Regions from separate parts of the Homo sapiens genome. Here region 2 is linked to region 1. The links are chromatin contacts, found by POLR2A ChIA-PET in ENCODE. All regions are on one chromosome and are shown on one strand. The core of a region is the stretch at or near the end of the contact, and the rest is flanking DNA. Distances in the headings are between cores, read along the strand shown.

Region 1 (7,219 bases), core at 1,812-4,311:
ATCTTCTTTGCTGAGAACTTCTGGTTCCAGTTATTCCTAAAACAAGGAATAAGTGTCTTCAGTGTGATTACTTCAGTGTCACAGTATGGTGCACTTTCTGGTACCAGAATATGTTTTTGATACACTAGACTTTTAGCTCTCTTTCTTTTTTTAGGAAGAGGTACGTCCACAGGACACTGTATCGGTAATTGGTGGAGTAGCTGGAGGCAGCAAGCATGGTAGGAAAGCTGCTTGGAAATTCATAAAGGACAACTGGGAAGAACTTTATAACCGATACCAGGGAGGATTCTTAATATCCAGACTAATAAAGGTATGTGAAAAACTTTGAGTAGCTTGCTAATCATGGATATTATTTAGTGACATCCATGATTCACTACACCCATACATTGTGGTCTTTGCTCTTTAAATGTTTCCTGTGGCCAGGTGCAGTGGCTCACGCCTGTAATACCAGCACTTTGGGACGCCGAGGTGGGCAGATCACCTGAGGTCGGGAGTTCGAGACTATCCTGGCCAACATGGTGAAATCCTGTCCCTACTAAAAATACAAAAATTAGCTGAGCGTGGTGGTGTGTGCCTGTAATCCCAGCTACTTGGGAGGCTGAGGCAGGAGAATCGCTTGAACCTGGGAGGCAGAGGTTGTGGTGAGCCGAGATGAGGTCATTGCACTCCAGCCTGGGCAACAAGTGTGAAACTCCGTCTCAAAAAAAAAAAAGTTTCCTTAAATAGTTACTGGCTTTATTTAAGGACTTCTCCATCTCCCATCACACATCCTTTATAACAGACTGAAGTTGGCAGAGAACAGAATGATTTATTTTTAGGGTAAATGGAAGTTTGTTCTCAGCCTCTTGGTTTCACTTACTGTTTAAAACCATTGTTTTGCAGCTATCAGTTGAGGGATTTGCAGTTGATAAAATGGCTGGAGAGGTTAAGGTAAGGAAAATACTGTTTACTCTTCACTTTTCAGTCTAGTAAGTAAAAACAATAACCTGGTTGTAATTATAGTGTTGGGATAATGTACTGTAGCATCTCTGTGTTTTTGTTTAGAGAAAGACATCATGCAGGGCTGTATAGGCCATATTAAGAATTTCCTAAAAATGGCCAGGCATGGTAGCTCACATCTGTAATCTCAGCACTTTGGGAGGCCGAGGTGGGTGGATCACCTGAGGTCAGGACTTCAAGACCAGCCCGGGCAACATGGTGAAACCCCAAATTAGCTGGACATGGTGGTGCACGCCTCTAATCCCAGCTACTCGGGAGGCTGAGGCAGGAGAATTGCTTGAGCCCGGGAGGTGGAGGTTGCAGTGAGCTGAGATCGTGCCATTGCACTCCAGCCTGGGTGACAGAGCGAGACTCCTGTCTCAAAAAAAAAAAAAAAAAAAAAAGTCCTAAAAATGGAAAGCCTTCGAATGGTTTATAAACAAGGCAGTGCCTTGATCTGATTTGTGTTATAAAAATTTCAGTCTGGCTGCAATGTGGATAATAGTTTGGAATGGGGAAGAGAAGATGTTGGGAAGCTAACTCTCCTAGCAAGAATGATAGAATAGCTTACAGTAGGGTAGTGGCAGTAGTGGAGGAGATGGAATAATGGAGATTCAGGGGCTTGAATTTGTTAACCATTTAGTTCAACAATATTTATTGATTGGCTTCTCTGTTGTGAGCATATCTGGGAGAGGAAGAAAAACAAGCCAGGATAATCCCCAGGTTTCTGGTGTATAAATGTTGGTACTACTCTGCGATGGAATGGAAAAAGACTTGAGGCCCTGAGAACTGAACCATGATTAGGAGCCTTGGAACAGTAGCAATTGTCATCTGTGTAAATAAGGTTATTGATTTCTAAAAGGTCTATGTTTAATCAGATGGATTAGTCATTCTGTCTTTCACACCTGTGGTGACTAATTCAAAGGAAAAGCCCTATCATTTTGCCAGCTGGTGTTTAAGAGTTGCTTTGTTTTCTGTGAAACCAGGTGTACTGCATTAGAAAAGTTTATTCAACTTTTAATCATTAAGCATTGTGATAAATTGTAAACTTAGAAATTGTTTGGTTTACTGTATTAAAAATGTTGGATTCCTGTAATTCCAGCATTTTGGGAGGCTGAGGTGGGAGGATTGCTTGAGTTCAAGAGTTCAAGACCAGTCTGGGCAACATGGTAGGACCCCATCTCTACAAAAAGGAAAAAACAATTTGGCCTGGGAGTGCACGCTTGTGGTCCCAGCTACCCAGGAAGTTAAGGTGGGAGGTTTACTTGAGCCCAGAAGGTTGAGGCTGTGATGAGCCATGATCGTTTCATTGCACTCTAGCCTGGGCAACAGAGTGAGACCCTGTCTCAAAAAAAAAAAAAAAAAAAAGACCATGGGGTGTTAAATTATTAGGGCATAGCAGCAATTTAAACTTCTTTGTATTATCATCCCTTACAAATTAATCTTTATTTGAAGCAGCCAAAATGTGTTGAATCCTTAAGTACTCTGTGCTAGGTATTTTGTCAAATGTTTATATGGATTGTCTCTTTAATCTTCTGGAGTAGATATTTTCTCATAGTTGAGAAAACTGAGACTTAGAGCAGTTAATTTTCTCACAGTCACAAGCTAGTACATGACTAAGCCTGGATTCAGGTTCCAAGTCTTCATTCCAAAGACTATATTTACCACTACACAATTAGCCTAAAAGAAAGGCAGTAGGTTCTGTCTCTTTATTAACTTTTGATTAGGTTGTTAAGCATATAATTAAGGGGAGAATTCCTATATGCAGGTCCAAGGAGTTGCTTGTTTTCTTTTAGCCTGAGGGTGGCAGTGGTAAATTCTCATGCCTGAAGATTATGCATCCTTCATATAGACCAGTGGGTATTTTTTCATAACCTGTAATATTAACTTCTTATTGCTAGTAATGATCCTGCATTCTGGGTTGTTTTATACCAGGCTTTCTTCGAGAGTCACCCAGCTCCTTCAGCTGAGCGTACCATCCAGCAGTGTTGTGAAAATATTCTGCTGAATGCTGCCTGGCTAAAGCGAGATGCTGAGAGCATCCACCAGTACCTCCTTCAGCGGAAGGCCTCACCACCCACAGTGTGAATCCTGAGGTGCCGCCATTGGCGGTTCTGCTGCTTCGCTGCAGGGATAAGGTGGAGCTACCGAACAGCTGATTCATATGCCAAGAATTTGGAGTCTTCTTTCAAACCAGTGGGGGTTGGACAATGAATGTAGTTAACTGGTTCCTGCTCACACTCCAGAATTAAATTCTATTGAAAAAGGAAAATCAGCAATTCAGCAAAAAATAAATAAAAAATAAAAATGTAAATATGATAGTAATAAAATAGAGCATAACGAAACTGTGAAACTTTCTGAAGCCTTGTCAGTGGTTAAAAGTATTTAACACTCTACTGTTAATGACAGATGTTCTGTTTTTATAACCTACCAAAAGGAAACTAGAGGCTTCTTGGTGAAGAGCATTTTTGTGAAGTGGGTTCTGCAAGGAGCCTATAAAGCCAAGGGTGGTGTCCATTTCTGGGAATGGTTAAACACAAAAGGCTGATAGCTGGTATCACATAGTTGGAGTCAGTGCATAATTCCAAGTGGCTTTTTTTTTTTTTGGCACGGGGACTGATCAGGAAGATATATTCCTGCATAACTCAATCTGAACCAAGGATTGTAGTTTAGTTTTCCTCCTTGCCTTCCCTTCTGTGTGACCGACCCCTTGGCCAAAAAAAAACAAAAAGCAAAAAACAAAAACCTACCCTGTTCTGGTTTTTTTCCTCCCTTTAGTTCCACCCCCAACCCCCATTCCCTGGTGTCCTTCTTAGAGATGAAGAAATAATAAGGAAACATCTTTCATAGCCACATTAAATAAGAGAAACTGATATACATTATTTTTTTCTTTTTAAAGATGACTTATAAGAACCCTGAAATTTATATAGGTGAGACAATAGAAATAAAAAGATCTTCAGCCAGGCCTTTCTGAAGGAGTTATTCTGCTAAAAATGGTCTTAGTTGTCTGAAAAGCCAGCTCTTGAACCTCTTCACAACAGTATCAACACTGGCTTCTCCCGGTTCATTTTATGCGTGCGAGAAGTCAGTGGTAACTGCTGCAGGGCTTAATACATTAGTGGTAACTGGTTTAAAAAACAAAGACTGTAAGCCTGTGTGTGCCACTGTTTGCTTCAACAGTATATCCTAATAAGCCTCACCTATTTAATCCAATGAGTTTTAAATCTAAATCTCATTCCCTTCTTCTTTCCCTACCTTTTTTTTCTTTTTTTCTTAAAAAAATATTTTGTGTTATTAACAGAAATTCATATTTGGTGTGGCTTAACGGTATTTCAGAAGGTCATCAGATTGTGAGACTGCTTCCTTGAAACATTTTTGTGCTATTGTTTTAAAAAAATAATTAAAAAACAGTTGGCGTTAATAAAAATGTCAATGTGAAACTGATGTCCTGATTCACTTTATTCTCTTTCTTTGATAAGAAACTAAAAACTTTCCTATCATTCAGTAGGCTTATGCAAAGTTATACTATCATAGGATTTTTCAAATTCAAAAAAAATCCAGTTCCTTAATTCCTAATTTATAGATCTTAACAGAAAAATCCTGAGATTCATTCTAAATCAGTTCTACATTCTCAAAACTCTCTCAGAGACTCTTATAGTCAGCATTCAGGAATGAACTTGAGACTTCCTCAGTCCCTAGTTTTGAGGCACCCTAGTTCAGGCACCATGCTCAGGGCTGCCCTTAGGCTCTCAAATGTTCTTAAGGCACCAGTGAAGCAGGGGCACCAAAAAGACTGAGAAAAATGCAGGTTTAATTGAAGAACTCAGAATTTTGCAATCAGAAATTCTGGAAACAGGTTATTTTACTTTCAGCATACATGTGATTTTTGTCTGTAATAATAGTTAAGTAGTTTGAATTACGTTCAGGGAGAGGTTATACTAGATGTCTTCCATTTGCCTTTCAGAACCCCTCTTCATCCCACTCTGGACCCCAGCGGGTGCTGACCCACATGGACTGCAGCATGAATGGCTCCCTTGCCCTCTGACTTCAGCTTCTGTTTATCCAATTATTAATATCCAAAGAAGATGAGAAGATATAAGGAAGAGATGGTCAGAGTACTCTGGCTTTCTCATTGCCAGGTCACATGGGTTGTCTGTGTCCCTTTAGCAAAGACCACAGCTCTTACCAAGCAGCCCCCTCTAGCTTCTGGCTCCTTCTCTTTGCTCCTTCACATCTAGGAATAGAAAGAAAGGAGAACTCGAGAGCTGGGTGCGGTGGCTCACGCTTGTAATCCCAGCACTTTGGGAGGCCGAGACGGGTAGATCACCTGAGGTCAAGAATTCAAGACCAGCCTGGCCAACATGGTGAAACCCCGTCTCTACTAAAAATACAAAAATTAGCTGGGCATGGTGGCGCATGCCTGTAATCCCAGCTACTCGGGAGGCTGAGGCAGGAGAATTGCCAGAACCCAGGAGGCAGAGGTTGCAGTGAGCCAAGACCGTGCCACTGCACTCCAGCCTGGGCAACAAGAGTGAAACTCCGTCTCCAAAAAAAAAAAAGAAGACTCAAGCTGGGTGCGGTCACTCACACCTGTAATCCCAGCACTTTGGGAGGCTGAGGTAGACAGATCACCTGAGGTCAGGAGTTTCAGACCAGCCTGGTCAACATGATGAAACCCCTGTTTCTACTAAAAATACAAAAATTGGCCAAGCATGGTGATGCATGTCTGTAATACCAGCTACTTGAGAGGCTGAGGCACAAGAATTGCTTGAGCCTGGGAGGCAGAGGCTGCAGTGAGCTGAGATCGTGCCACTGCACTCCAGCCTGGGCAACAGAGCGAGACTGTCTCAAAAAAAAAAAAAAAAAAAAAAAAAAGGACTTAGTTACCAGCCCTGGATTACGCCATTATTCTTCATTGATTTTCCTGCACTCTGTCCATGTCTCTGTAAATAGTCCTTTATTAAACCTTCCTCAGTTTGTGTTCTTTCCTACCAATACCTTGAGTGATTTGGGCACAATAGCCCTGCTGCTTTGGGTCTCTAAAGGTTTTAATTCAGCCTTTTCTGTGTCAGATGTTTTGTTTTTCAAATAGCTCCCTATCATAAGTCATACACCCATTTTACAGATGAGAATGCAGACTCAGAAAAGTAAGGCAAATTAATACAGCAAAATAACTATCAACCAGTGATCAAGCCAGGTTTGCTAGTCTCCAAAGGCTGTGGTCTTTCAGGGAACTGCCATGTCTCCACAATTAAAAGATCATAGTTAGACTGGGCCAGGCAATAGCATTAAAGCTTAATTACTTTTTCCTAATATATTTTGGTTACAAATTTTAGTGGAAATCAGAAGGTTTGGAAGAAACAAGTATGTTAATGCCTCCTATGGAGAGTTTTACATTATTTTTCATTAATGAGATTCAGTAAAGCTTTTTGGAACAGTGGGCAGTGGTGGGGTGAATTCTCAACTTGCAATTTCTAAGGATAGGTTTTAGGGAGCAAGGAATAAATCTGTTGAGTACAACTTGGGGAGGATTAAGAGGAGTTCTATAGCTCTAAATAGATTCTTCAAATTCTATAACCCAAAAAGTTTCCAGAATTACCAGAAAGACATCATGGAGCCACATGTAAGTGCTAATGTTTTTTGTTTTTATTTTTTAGCAAGTTATTAAATAAAAGCAAGTGGGCCGGGCACAGTGGCTCATGCTTGTAATCCCAACACTTACCAAGGCAGGTGGATTACCTGAGGTCAGGAGATCAAGACCAGCCTGGCCAACATGGCGAAACCCCGTCTCTGCTAAAAATACAAAAATTAGTCGGTGTGGTGGTGCATGCCTATAATCCCAGCTACTCGGGAGTCTGAGGTGAGAGAATCTACTTGAACCCAGGAGGCAGAGGTTGCAGTGAGCTGAGATTGCACCACTGCACTCCAGCCTGGGTAACAGAGCAAGATTCCCTCTCAAAAAAAAACAATTAATTTTAAAATAAACAGGCCAGGCGCGGTGGCTCACGCCAGTATTCCCAGCACTTGGGAGGCCCAGGCGGGCAGTTCACCTGAGGTCGGGAGTTTGAGACTAGCCTGACCAACATGGAGAAACCCTGTCTCTACTAAAAAAAAAAAAAAAAAAAAAAAAATTAGCCGGGTGTGGTGGCGCATGCCTGTAATCCCAGCTACTTGGGAGGCTGAGGCAGGAGAATTGCTTGAACCCGGGAGGCGCAGGTCACAGTGAGCCGAGATCGCGCCA
Region 2 (7,219 bases), core at 2,506-5,005, 79 kb after region 1:
CCGTGGGAACCTCTGTCTCTGTGTGTATGCCTGGCTGTCACGCTGGGGTGACCCTGTGCCTGTGAGCACTGCCCTGGCTCTCACGCTGGGGTGACCCTGTGCCTGTGAGCACTGCCCTTGGGAGGCTGTGAGGGTGAGGGCAGAGGTGACCAGGAGTGTGTGACTGCTAGGATGGGCCTGTGCTTGGGTGTGCTTCCGAGTCAGGGTATGGCTGTGCCGGTGAGCAGGTCAAAATCAAGAGACAGGCCAGGTATGGTGGCTCACGCCTATAATCTCAGCACTTTGGGAGGTTAAGGAGTTTGAGACCAGCCTGGGCAACATAGTGAAACCCCATCTCTACAAAAAATACAAAAAAGAAGTTAGCCAGGTGTGGTGGTGCACACCTGTGGTCCCAGCTACTCAGGAGGCTGAGGTGGGAGGATCGCTTTAGCCCAGGAGATCGAAGCTTTGGTGAGCCAAGATCAAGCCACTGCACTCCAGCCTGGGTGACATAGCCAGACCCTGTCTCCAAAAAAAAAAAAAAAAAAAAAAAAAATCAGGAGACATGGTCTCAGCCAACCCTAAGCTATGACCTCAGTTAAGTCACTTAGCCTCCATCCCTCCTCTGAAAAGTGGGGCAAATATTAACACCCTCACCAGGTTGTGGTGAGGGTGATGGGGCATTCATGTATAGATGCTTTGCCTTCATAATCATAGATATTTATGTGGCACTCGGGGTGTGCCAGGCACTGTTCTTTTCACCTGGCATACACTAGCTCATTTTAATTCTCAAAACAACCCTAAGAGGTGAGTGTGGGACTGTTATCCCCATTTTATGGATCAGGTGGGTGAAGTCCAGAAGCTCTTGTCATGTATGCAAATGGAAGTTCTGATGCTCCTGAGGGGGGCTGGCCTCCAAACAGGGGGCTGAGTGTTCTTTTAAGTGTCCCTGTGTGTTAATGACAGAGCAGGGGCATTAACTTGACCTCGCCAGGGGCAACAGCCCGCAACAGCTGCATTGCGGTGGCTGAGAGGAGACTTTGCACTCACAGCCACTTGGAGAGTGGGCTTGGGATGTGTGACCTGGGGCCTCTGCTGTAGTCTGGGGTGATGACTCTCCAGACATGGGGAAGTCCTGGGCCTGTGCAGACCCTCCCCTCTGTCTCTCTCTCCAGAGGGCCCTGGTGGAGACGCACCTGCGTCAGATCTGTGGTTTGGAGCAGCAGCTGCGGCAACAGCAAGGCCTCCAGGATGCAGCCTTCTCCAACCTGAGCCCACCGCCAGCCCCCGCCCCTCCCTGCACTGATTTAGACCTGCACTACCTGGCACTGAGAGGGGGATCTGGCTTGAGTCATGGTGAGATCTCAGTGACCCCGACTTACCTCCTAGTCCCCAACCCCCATTTCAACATTCCTAGACACCTCGCACTTACTTACCATCCCATTTGTAATATAATCTATTTCTCCATAATCATCCCATCCTCCCTTACCTGCTGTCCCCTCACCTCACCCACTGTTACCCTAATTTCTCCCCTTCTAACTCGGTCATTCCTGATCACCTCGTTGCAATTCCTGTGCCTGCCAGCAGAGGGCGCCCCCACCCAGAGTCCCCCCGCCCCGTCTCTGGCTGTGACTAGGAGAGGCCCTTGCAGATGCTCTAGACTTGAGTCTGGCCAGTAAAGCCTTCAAGAGCCCATCTTATTTTTTTCCTGGCCTCCAGGAAAATTAGAAATGCGGCTCAGCCCATCTTTCCTCGCTGCCCTTGTCGCAGTCATCCCTCCTTGGCTAGCTGTCCTGGCTTCTCTCTTGGAGTCCCCATGCTGCATCCTCCTGTTTCACTCTGGCTCTGGGAGCTGGAGGAGGCAGCTGAGCTCGCCTGACGTTGTCCTGTCCACCGACAGCAGGCTGGCCGGGCTCCACACCCAGTGTGAGTGACCTGGAGCGGCGGCGGCTAGAAGAGGCTTTGGAGGCCGCGCAGGGAGAGGCCCGGGGGGCTCAGCTCCGGGAGGAGCAGCTCCAGGCCGAGTGCGAGCGGCTGCAGGGGGAGCTGAAGCAGCTGCAGGAGACCCGGGCCCAGGTAAATGCAGGGGCCTGGAACAGCTTCTGGAGGTCCAGGGCTGGGCCTTCCCCACTGTGTGCAGACTGGCCCAGGGAACTGTAGACAAGGGCCCTGGCAGGGGTGAGCTTGGGCTCTGACCTCTTCATCTTCTTCCTTAGGATCTGGCCTCCAACCAGTCGGAGCGAGACATGGCGTGGGTGAAAAGAGTTGGGGATGATCAGTAAGTCACATTGGTAACCCTGGTCCCTCCGTGATGTTTGGGAGACCTCCCCTCCCAGCCCTCAGGGGTGTGGTGTCTGGGCTGCTGTTGCTCTGTGTGCATCCTTCATAGGAAGGAGGTGGGGTTCTTTTTTTTTTTTTTTGAGATGGAGTTTCGCTCTTGTTGCCCAGGCTGGAGTGCAATGGCGTGATCTTGGCTCACCGCAACCTCTGCCTCTCGGGTTCAAGCAATTCTCCTGCCTCAGCCTCCCGAGTAGCTGGGATTACAGGCATGCACCACCATGCCTAGCTAATTTTTTTTTTTTTTTTGAGACGGAGTCTTGCTCTGTCACCCAGGCTTGAGTGCAGTGGCGCAATCTCGGCTCACTGCAAGCTCCGCGTCCTGGTTCACGCCATTCTCCTGCCTCAGCCTCCTGAGTAGCTAGGACTACAGGCGCTCGCCACTACGCCTGGCTAATTTTTTTTTGTATTTTTAGTAGAGATGGGGTTTCACTGCGTTAGCCAGGATGGTCTCGATCTCCTGACCTTGTGATCCGCCCGCCTCGGCCTCCCAAAGTGCTGGGATTATAGGAGTGAGCCACTGCGCCCGGACCTTTTTTTTTTTTTTTTTTTTTTTTTTTGGATTTTTAGTAGAGATGGGGTTTCTCCATGTTGGTCAGGCTGGTCTCGACTCCTGGGAGGTGGGGTTCTTGAGTGTTTGGGATCTGGGACATTCCCTTTGCTTTCCTCTGGGGCCCAAACCCATCTCTTCTGGAGATGCCAGGGCTAAGTGACACTTACTCGGCTGCTTTGTCGCTGTGTCCAGTGTAATGTCCCCTGCTGAGCTTTTGGGCCTCCGTAGGGCCCCATTTTCTATTCCAGTGACAAGGCCCGGCCAGTTGGGTTCACCCTCCCCTCCCTAGTGAGGAAGAGGGAGGTGGTGTTTCTTGGGATTTGTTGGGCCTTGTCTGCTGATCTCAGGAGAGAGAAGCCTGAGGCTTAGAGACAGGAGAGGTTTCCATGGGTTCACACAGCCGTGGGGTGGGGAGTTAGAATCTGCTCTGCTAGGGTACTCCCTTGAATCCTACCAAGAAAGGGGCAGCAGAGAGCGGCAAGGGAGCTGTGTTGGTGGGGGGCCCAGTGCTGGGGCCTCCAGGGGGGCACTGGACAGCAAGGGAGGGGTGAGCAGCCACCCGGCAACAGTGGAACCTGGTGCCTTTCACATCCGCACTGAACTCACCCTCTCCCACTTTCTGAGAAATAGAGCTCAAACCTCTTTCCGCCTAAGTCCTCTCCCCTAAGATGAGCTGTGTGGCACAGACTCCCTACTCTAATTGGAGGAGAAGACTGAGGCCCAGAGAGGGGCAGGAACTAACCCTCCACCGCATAGCATACCCAGCTCCGGGGCTCCGGAGGTCTCCTGCCCAGCAGGCTTCTTCCTTATCTGCCTCCCAGCTTCTGGCCAACTGGGGATACCCCTCGCCTACCTCCCTACCTAAGAGTGAGGGCTTGGGTGGAGCTGTGATAGCTGGGGAGGTGGTGAGAACCCAGTTTGTGGGACTGGTGGGTGGGACCCCTCAGCTAGGCCTTTGTGGAGAGGGTCCACCCTAGCTTGTGGCTGGAGCTTGGGGCCCATCATAGCCCATGTGCCCAGACCTGGAACACACAGACACACACAGACACACACACACACACACACACACTCTCTCTCTCTCTCTCTCACACTCTCCAATCCTAGCTTGCCCCAGAAGTCATGATGTAGGGCCCTTCATGGGTCACTGAACCCAGTCCCCTCTTACCAGACCAGCAGTGAATCTCCCTGAATTGGTAGAACTCCAAGGGAGGACATTTTGGTGGGGCTGGAGTCTGGCTCTTCAGGTTTTGAATCCCAGGGGCCTTTCTTTACTGACTTGGACTCTACCTCTCTGGATCCAGTTTCCCTCACAGGCTCAGGGGCCAGTCATTGCTGAGAGATGGGAGAGGAAGGTGAGGCGGTGGGTAGAAGCAGAGAAGGGGCAGGGCTCCCAGGGGCCAAGGTTGTATTGTGTGAGTGAAAGGAAGCCCACCCTATAAGGGGCTAGGAGGCCGTATCATCCACGCTGCCCATTCTGGCAAGAGCAGCCCCTTCCCTCTCTCTCTCAAGGCTCCTGCCCTTCTCAGGCCCTTTGGCTGGAGGGAGCTGGCCTCTGCTTGGGGGCTGGCCCCACAGGCTTACTGGAGGCCACCTCCTGGCTCCTCCCCTCCTTCCCTGTGATTAGGCTCTGCCTCCAGCCTCCCAGATCTCTGCATCTGGAGCCAGCCAGGCTCTGCTGCCCAGCCACACGCTTCCTTTCAGGCCGAGCGAGCATCTCTGGACAGCCCTAGTTTGGCGAGCGTTAATTCTCAGAGGAAGTCCTCACTACCCCGATAGTTTTATTTTCTTATAAACTCAGCTCCTTTTGGTAATAGGCTGCTTCCCGAGTGCTCCCTCCCCTGTCCTTCCACCCAAGGAAGCCTCAGTCACTTGCTTTCAGCTCCTCTTCCCCCACTAGTGCCCCTCTTTCTTCTGTTTCCACCTGACTTTCCAGGCTGGTGGGAATTTTACAAGTAGGCTTTTCCGGGAGTGGAGTGAGTGTCGAGGCTGGATGACCCAGGTTTGGGGTGTGATTGGGGTGAGGAGGACCAGGATATGAAGGCTGAAGAGGGGTACACCCAATTCCTGAGTCCAGCCCACTCTTAGGCGGGAGTCTTCTGTATGGTGAACTCTGTATGTATGTATGCCCACCTGTCTTGGTCTAGACACCTCCGGGGCAGCCAGTTTTATTGCGGGAGTCCTCAAGGTTAACCGCCCCCACCCCCATCTCTATTAATTCCCTTCTCTGGATCCTAGCCCCAGCCCCAGGGTTTCCCAGTTCCTTCCCTCCCAGCCCCTGGCCCACAAGTTCTGGCCATTAACGTTCCCACGAAAACAGACACCCAGACCAGACCGAGGCAGACTACTACCCTCCAGGTCTGACCCCCTGGGAAACCCATGGTTTGGTTTGCCCAGCTCCTGGGGACAGAGCCCAGGGAGACAAATTGCCCCAGAGGAAGAGCCACTGGGGGTCACGCAGAGGCCAAAGGCAGTGATGAGGGAGGCGGTGGGAGCAGAGCCCACCCTGCTCCTGAGGATGCACAGGGAGGTAAAGACCCTGACCCTTGGGGGGTTCCCAGCCCAGGTGGAAGGCGCAGCACCCACAACCCCCTTCTCTCTGGGCCCAGCTCCCCAGCCTGGGGTTCCAGAGTGGGGCCTTTTGGAGGGTATGGCCGTGCTGAGGGGGAGGGGAAATGCGGGGGGGGGAACTTCTTGAAGGGGATGAGGGCTCCGAAGGGACAGGGGGTCTGTGAGGGGAATAAGGGCCCGGTAAGGGAGGGTGGGCTCATCTGTGCGGGGTCCATCTGGGAGAAGATGGGGACTCAGTATGGGCGATGAGGAAAAAACTATAGGCCTTTCTTTCTTCCCAACGTTGGGGGCTCAGCGCTGCAGCCCGGGCCCTTTTCCGCACCACCTCCCCCCCCACCCCTCTCTCCACCCACAAGCCTCTGCGTGGGCTGCGGTTAGTGGTGGGAAGAAGTGTGAACTCGAGAGAGAGGATGGAAACTCTGCACGGAGGTCAAGGGCAGCGTGGGGTGGGTCAGGACGGAAGTCGGAGACCCCCGCATACCCTGAGCGTAGCCTCATGCCCCAGAACCAGCAGGCCCAGGGCCTCCCCCTTCACGCTTCTCACCCTCCCTACTTCCTTTCTTTCAAGTCTCCTTCGGCCAGGGCACCCGCGCTGCACTCACAGGAGTTAACCCCTGAGCACTTGCAGCCTCGGGGGCTCCCAGAGGCTAGGTGGGTCTGAGGGATGTGTGGGCTTTCAGCCCCAGTCCTTGGTGCTTTGCCTGCCAGCAGGGTGGGGAGCAGCTCATGCCAGCGCCCCCTCCCTCGATGGGAAACGCCCATCTTCCCTCCTTAAACCGAAGCCACTAGGCTGCTGTCTCCAAAAAAAGGCTCAAAACAAGTTTCCCCCCTTCTCCACCTATCTGCTAGGCACTCCCCTGAAATTTTTTTTTTTTTTTGTCCATGCCAGACACTATGCGAGGTGATTTACCTACAAAATCTCATTTCATTCTCACAAACGTGATGTAGGTATTGTCCCCCTTTTACAGATGAGCAAACTGAGGTGCAGGGAAGTGAAGTAATCTGAGAGTTCAGTAAGAAATTCAGTGCAGATGCCAAGTGGGTCCTGAGCAGATCGGGTGATGGCACCTCTGCGGTGTGTTTCTGGTTCAGGTTCTTCTTCAGGTAGAAAGCCCTTATATGAGGGGCAACCGTGTGATTTGTTGACCAGACTGGATCACTTTTGAAAGTGAAAGGGGGCACTATTAATAATTATGCTGGGGCAACTAGCGTGAACTGGGACAGTCCTAGGCAAACTGGGATCTCTGGGCACCCCACCTATGTAGGAACCCTGGTTTCCAGGCCTACCCCTGAGCTGCTCCAATCAGCTGCATCTGGGAAGCTTTCTAGACCCGGGATGTCAGCTCTGGTGGATTCGTGGCAGGGGCTGCCATGAAGAGCCAGGCTCTGGGGACCCCACCAGTCATAGCTGGTCGAGGAGAGAGAAGGGGCTCAAGGCGCCCGAAAGGAAGTGGTGGAGCACTGGGTTGTTGCAAAGCAACTTCCTCCTCCCCGCCGGCCCGCAACCTCAAGTCCGTTCCACGGCCCGGTGCCTGTGGTCCCCTCCCCGAGGGTCGGGCGGGAAGACTGATGCTGGGTGTGCCTGTGGGTGGTGGAAAGTTTGGTCCCTAAATTATCCCACAGGGGTGAGGTGGCTGGGGCAGCTGGGGGCAGCTTTGAGCAAGGATGGAAGGGCCCTGGAAGGTTGGATTTCTGTTTTCCTCCCAATTCTGAATCAGACGATGATTCTGACCACATGGACAGCTCTAAACCTAACCCTAATCCTAACCCTTTTACTGCTCC

What was found. ChIA-PET counts read pairs that join two places held with the same protein, here RNA polymerase II (POLR2A).
Region 2: POLR2A ChIA-PET joins it to region 1 with 10 read pairs in naive thymus-derived CD4-positive, alpha-beta T cell. The contact joins two enhancer-like sites. POLR2A ChIA-PET finds 5 or more read pairs at or near these places in 7 of 52 experiments (GM12878, H1, K562 and 3 more).

What each region holds. Positions count from the first base shown.
Region 1 is chr17:47,618,855-47,626,073 of GRCh38, forward strand. It overlaps NPEPPS (aminopeptidase puromycin sensitive), which reads left to right. Exons shown (of 23, transcript NM_006310.4): 21 at 155-310; 22 at 883-930; 23 at 2,914-4,422. The coding sequence ends at 3,066. KPNB1-DT (KPNB1 divergent transcript) reads right to left here. Exons shown (of 4, transcript NR_171700.1): 4 at 2,673-3,233. Among named protein-coding and RNA genes, the nearest start is that of KPNB1-DT, 27 kb to the right of the region's middle. Within about 2 kb of position 3,062, at least 18 of the 41 ENCODE cell types and tissues checked have a DNase peak (open chromatin) inside an H3K27ac peak, as active enhancers do.
Region 2 is chr17:47,697,441-47,704,659 of GRCh38, forward strand. It overlaps TBKBP1 (TBK1 binding protein 1), which reads left to right. Exons shown (of 10, transcript NM_001394755.1): 5 at 1,155-1,335; 6 at 1,880-2,055; 7 at 2,196-2,257. Among named protein-coding and RNA genes, the nearest start is that of TBKBP1, 6.9 kb to the left of the region's middle. RefSeq lists an enhancer at 5,710-5,829 and a silencer at 6,864-6,963. Within about 2 kb of position 3,756, at least 5 of the 41 ENCODE cell types and tissues checked have a DNase peak (open chromatin) inside an H3K27ac peak, as active enhancers do.